Regions from separate parts of the Homo sapiens genome. Here region 1 is linked to region 2. A link is a contact called in ENCODE Hi-C data. All regions are on one chromosome and are shown on one strand. The core of a region is the stretch at or near the end of the contact, and the rest is flanking DNA. Distances in the headings are between cores, read along the strand shown.

Region 1 (2,700 bases), core at 150-2,649, 830 kb after region 2:
AGGCTCTGAGCGCAGCCGCCGCAGAGTCCGTAGGGTCCCCTCCACTCAGCCGGATTTGTTCGCCCTCCATCTCGGCCGACCCGGAAGAGGCCCCGCGCAGGTGCGGCCCGCAGCCTCCAGGCGCAGAGCCGGTGGCCGCGGCCCAGCCCGGTCCGCCCCGCGCTGTCCTCCCTGTGCTTCAGTAGGGCCGGAAAGTTGGAGGGAGGAGGAGGGGACACAAAAAGCAATCAGGAGCAGGTCGAATGCAATTCGCGATCAATAGCGGCCCCTAATAAGTGTAATAGGTTTTAATCGAGTAATTATCCGAATTTTGACCCTATAATTTAGATGTTCGGGGGGAGTTTGCAAGGTGCTTGAAAGAGATATGCACGCGCCGTAATGGGATATCGACCCGACCGGGGGCGCGGGCCGCCCCATTACCGGCCGCTTTCCGCCGCTAAGCACATTTCCCCTTAACTGTAATCGAAGGGATTTAATTGTTTTTCCAGCGATAACCAGCGTTTTGTCACAATTAGTCTGATTTGTCCAAAAAAAAAGAGAGAGAGGGAGAAAGGAGGGAGGGAGGGAGGCCTCGGGCGGGCACAGTGGGGGCGGGGAGGTCACGGGCCAGCCACCGCGAGCGGCCCCTCGCCTCCTGCACCAACTACCCTTCTAGGCCGGAGACGCGCGGAGGCGAACCCTGGACCGGCCTCACAGCCCTGCAGCCCCTGGGCCTGACCCGGCTAAGCTTCTCCAGAGGAGCCTGGCGATGCAGGCCCTGCAGTCCGGGTCGGATGGAGGCCACGGGTGGGCTGGTGCGGACCCGGCGCTCAGCGAACTTTCCACGGAGCCTCGGCGTGGGCCAGACCCAACTCGCCACGGTGTCCCAGGGTCGTAAACGCATAGAAGCCTCCGGTCCCCCGTCCCTGCGACCTGGTGCCGGGCGCATCCTACTCACTCGGCGGCTCAGCTCCGGCGGCTCCGACTCCCCCGGCGCCGGCGAGGGCGCGGCGCTCCAGCTCCTCCGCGCGTGGCGGGCGTCCCGAGGCGGCGGGTGCAGGGGCGCATGGGGCCGAAGCGCAAGGGGCGCACGCAGCGGGAGCCACTGGGCCCAGCAGCACGCAACGACGCCTCCTGCTGTTGAACTTGTTGGGGTCCAGGATGTCCAGTACCGAGAAGGAGGTGGGGCGCAGGGGCGCTGCGGGCCGGGCCGCTCCAGCCCCCTCGGGCGCCGCAGGCACAGTGTCGCTGGCCGCGAGCGGCGGGGCTCCAGCGCGGGGAAAGGCCGGCAGCTCGGCGCGCCCGTCCATAGCTTCCTGGGCAGCGGCGGCGGGAGCGGGCGGTGCGGGCCCCGAACCTGGCTGGGGAGGCGGCGGTAGCGCGGGAATGTCCCCAGGAGCCTCGGGGCCGCTAGCGCTCATGCCGGCCTCCCGCCGCTCCGGCGGCTCGGGCCCCGCCACCTACTGGGCTCCCATCCCTGGCGGCCCCCGCACCTCCACACGACCCCGCGCAGGCGGCCGCTGCTCCGCTCGCTCTCGGCGCCGCGCCCTGCGCTTGGCCGGTGCTGCCTTCGCCGCCGCCTTAGGCGCCCGCGGCGCCCGGTCCGCGCATTTATGGCAGCCCCGCCGGAGGCGCCCACGCGCCCACACGCCGAACACACGTGCGCCCGCAGGCGGCCGCGGGGCTCCGCCGCCCTCGTTAGCGCGCGCGCCTAATTGGCTGCGAACGGTCCCGGGCCGAGGAGGCGGACCCCGCACAGGACACACGGACGGAGCCGCCGGGCGGGACGAACAGACACGCAGCCCGGAGCCCAGAGCGGTCCGCAGGCGGCTGTGGTGGTCAGCGGCGCGTCGCTGCGCCTCCGCTCGTCCGGAAACGGCGCGCCAGCCTCCTTGGCTAAGGGGGAGGAGACAGCCCCGGCTTTTAAATAATTGCGGGATCAATCTGCGGCGGGGCCGCAGCGACCCCAGGGCGCGCGGGCCAGCGAGCGCCAAGAGTTGGCTGGGACATCCCGGCGCAGGATGCGGTGACTGGCCTGGCCTCTCCTCCGGGCCCCCAGCGCGCAGGGCCCTGAGCTCCGAAGGCTCCCACAGCTCTGGCGCCCCTCGGCAGTTGGGGTGGGGATGGGGGGAGAGGTTCTCACGCGCGATTCTCCGAGTCTCCGCCGGGTCTGCAGCCCCCTCCCGCGCGTTCCGTGGGTCTCGGTCCCGCCTCTCTCACTTGCTCCCGCTTGGGGTCTCCTTTTGCGTCTCCAGGGTCTCTCTTGCTCAGGGTCTGTGCCCCTCCATCCCTTCCCACGCCCGCCCCTTTCACGTCGTCAAATTAGGGCCCGACCTGGAGTGCCAGCAGAGGGGCGGAGCCGGCGGTCCCCGGGCCGCTCATTAGAAGTGGAATCGAAAATGAGAGACTGCTTGTCCCTCTTAACCCGCCCCCAAAAGGGGGACCGACAAATTGCACACACAGCAGGCGGCCTACATAAAATCGATCCTCTTCAAGTAAGGAGAAAATGTGTGTTTCTTCCAAAAAGAATACGACAAATGCCCCCTTCTCCACATCTGGATAAATAGGAAGCCCCGCGGCCTGAGTCTTTATTTGGGTACGTTTTATCTACAGCGGCGGTGTTTGCAGGACAGGGCCCTGCGGCCCGCGGCCCTCGGCCCTCGAGGATTGGGCCTGGCGTCCGGAGTCCCAGTGCGGGATCGTGGTAGCTCCCCGGCGGGT
Region 2 (2,700 bases), core at 185-2,684:
GGAACGCAAGCGCGGTCCGCGGGATGGGGGTCCGGCCCGCGGGATCAGCAGGCCCGATGGGTCTCCCAGGGCCGCGGCGTCTCGCAGGGCGGCCGGCAGCAGTAGGGGTAGGAGGCGTTGAGGTCGGGGTCCGAGGGCGCGTACCCCGGCAGCTCCACCGACGGGTGCCCCCCGCAGCGCACCTCCGCGCCCGCCTCGTCCAGCGCGTGGAGGACGCCTACGTTGATGTAGGAGACCGCGTGGTGCGCCGCGAAGCCCGCGCAGTCCCCGGGGGCGGCCAGGTCCGACTCCTCCGGGGACAGGATGGAGGCCTCGCTCGGCCGCTGCTGCAGCCGCCGCCCCCGCCGGCCCCGCCGGCCCCGGCGCGCCCGAGAGGCGGGCGGCTGCGCGCGGAGCCCGGAGCCGCCGCGGGGCCGCGCCAGGGCCCGGCCTCCCCTCCGCCTGCCGCGCCGACCGCGCCGGGCCTGCGACGACTTGTAGTTCTTGACGAGCAGGAGGCTGAGCAGGCCCAGCAGGCACTCAAGCGAGTTGAAGACGGTGGAGAGCACCAGGCCGCGCTGGTAGTCCTTCAGCTGGCGGCACTTGGCGGACGTGGCGCTGTCCAGGGTGCTGCGAGCGCGCGGGGCGCCGGGGGCCGAGCCCGGCGCCGAGCCGGGGGCCGAGCCCGGGGCCGAGCCGGGGGTTGAGCCCGGGGCCGAGCCGGGGCTCGAACCTGGCGCCCGCGGGGGCAGGCAGTAGTGCGAGTACTTGCGCTCCACCAGGGACACGGTGTCGCCGTCGATCACGGCGCCCGCGAATGCGCTGAGGACCCCGAGCATGAAGACCAGGACGCCGAGCAGAAGCAGGTTCTGGCTGCTCACCGGCCCCGGGGCCCCGGCCGCGGCCCCCGACTCGCCCGGCGTGGCCTCGGGAGCGCCTGCCGGCGCCGCGGGGACCCCCAAACCCGGGCCCGGTTCCGACCCCGCGAGGGGCGCGTCCCGGGGTCCGCAGCAGAGCAGGGCGGCGCCGAGCAGTGAGAGGCCGGCGGCCAGCAGCAGCCCGGAGTAGAAGGCGCCGGCGGCGGCCCCCAGGCGGAACGGCTCCCCGCGCAGCTCCGAGCCCAACGAGAAGCACTTGAGGCCGACGGCGGCGGCGCTGAGCGCGCAGGCGAGCAGGAGGCAGGAGGAGAGCGCGGCGCAGGCCCCGCGGACGCTCCACTTCATCCTCCGCGCCCGAGCCGGCCCGCACCCCGCGCGCCCGCCGCCGCCCGCCGCCGCCCCCGCCGCCTGCGCCTCCTCCCGGCGCCGCGCGGCCGGACCGCCGGCCTCCTCCTCATCCTCCCGCGTCCTCCCGGGCCCGCGCCGCCGCCGCCGGAGCCCGCATCCTCCGCCTCCCGCCGCCGCCGCCGCCGCCGCCGCCGCCGCGACCCCGCGCCGGGAACCGATGCGGCGCAGAGACCGCAGGGCGCGCGCCCCCTCCCCAGCCCGCGGGGCCCCTCCCAGGAGGCTCGTTCCCCCCCAACCCCCCACCCCGCCCGCGGCCCCGCGCGCCTCGCCCTGGCGCCGCCCTTCCCCGCCCCCGGCAGCCCCCGCCACCCCCGGGACGCCCCTCCGCTTCCTCCTCCCGGAGCGGGGGCCCCTGGCCGCGTCTCTCCGCCTTCCCTCCCTATCCGCGCCCCTATCCGGCGCGGGCCGCTGCGGAAACGCAGCTCTCCACCCCCAGCTGGCTCTCCCGGACCCCCTGGGCCCCACCCTCAGCGCTCCCCACCGCTCGGCGCCCCTGCGTCTGCGCTCCCCTCTCTCCCCTCTCTATCCACTGGGTCTGGGCCGCACTTCCCGCCCACCCGCCTGCCAGCGGCCGGGAAGCCTGTGGAAGTTATGGGGATGCAGGGAGAGGGGGAGAGGGGAGCTTGTGTGCTAGGGGTGAGTGGGTATGGGGGAGAGCCTGGGTAAGGAGAAGGGGAAAGGGGGAGCCTGGGAAAGGAGGGAGGAAAGGAGGAGAGCCCGGGTGCTGGGGTGGGGGGGAAAGGAGCCCGGGGAGGGAGGGGGAGGGGCCGGGAGCTGGGGGGGGTGGGAAGGAGCCCGGGGAGGGAGGGGGAGGGGCCGGGAGCTGGGGGGGGGTGGGAAGGAGCCCGGGGAGGGAGGGGGAGGGGCCGGGAGCTGGGGGTAAGGGAGGAGTGAGCCTGGGTGCTGTGGGGGGAGGGGGTTGTTCAAGGGATGGGGACGATCAGGGTCTCTGGGAAGTGCTGACGTGTGCGCGTGTGCGGTGTGTTGCTTGTGGGTGCGTGTGTGGTGTGTGCATGTGTGTGCGCGCGCGTGTGTGCGGGGTGTGCCGTGAGCGTGTGCCCGCGGTTCGGGGGATGAGTAGGGGCGCTGACTTTTAGGACCAGCCATTTGAGTCAAGCTGGAGACGACGTCTTAGAACCTAGGATGAGTCTCGTTTGGTTTTAGTCTGCAAAGCTCGTCTGCATCAGACAGGAATTTTCCCCAGACGCGGGTGCACGTGAATTAATTCATCAGAAGGCGGTTCACGGCCTGAGTGAGGGGGACGAGGGCGGCGAATTCCTCCGCCTCATTCCTACCCTGACGATTCGAGGTGGGTGAGAGGAAGGCGTGGGGCGGCTGGGTGCGTGGGGTGGGGGAAGGTCACCTCTTCGGCCTCTCTGGGCCCTCCAGCCTCTTCCTGAGAGGAGCTCGCCTCGGCCCCTTGGTTGGGGGGATG

Evidence for each region. A loop is a pair of places that touch in the nucleus more often than their neighbours do. Pooled maps may share reads with other maps.
Region 1: a map of naive thymus-derived CD4-positive, alpha-beta T cell shows a loop between it and region 2 (26-fold over the local background). The contact joins the promoter of NKX1-1 here to the promoter of TMEM271 in region 2. A Hi-C loop is called at or near these places in 1 of 168 maps with a recorded cell type or tissue (naive thymus-derived CD4-positive, alpha-beta T cell), 1 of 37 single-sample maps with no recorded cell type and 5 of 50 pooled maps.

What each region holds. Positions count from the first base shown.
Region 1 is chr4:1,405,043-1,407,742 of GRCh38, forward strand. It overlaps NKX1-1 (NK1 homeobox 1), which reads right to left and starts at 1,400. Exons shown (of 2, transcript NM_001290079.1): 1 at 938-1,400. The coding sequence starts at 1,400. RefSeq lists an enhancer at 761-1,351.
Region 2 is chr4:574,861-577,560 of GRCh38, forward strand. TMEM271 (transmembrane protein 271) reads right to left here and starts at 1,435. Exons shown (of 1, transcript NM_001362796.2): 1 at 1-1,435. The coding sequence starts at 1,202. The coding sequence ends at 45. LOC105374338 (a long non-coding RNA gene) reads left to right here and starts at 2,308. Exons shown (of 3, transcript NR_148199.1): 1 at 2,308-2,700. RefSeq lists an enhancer at 90-783.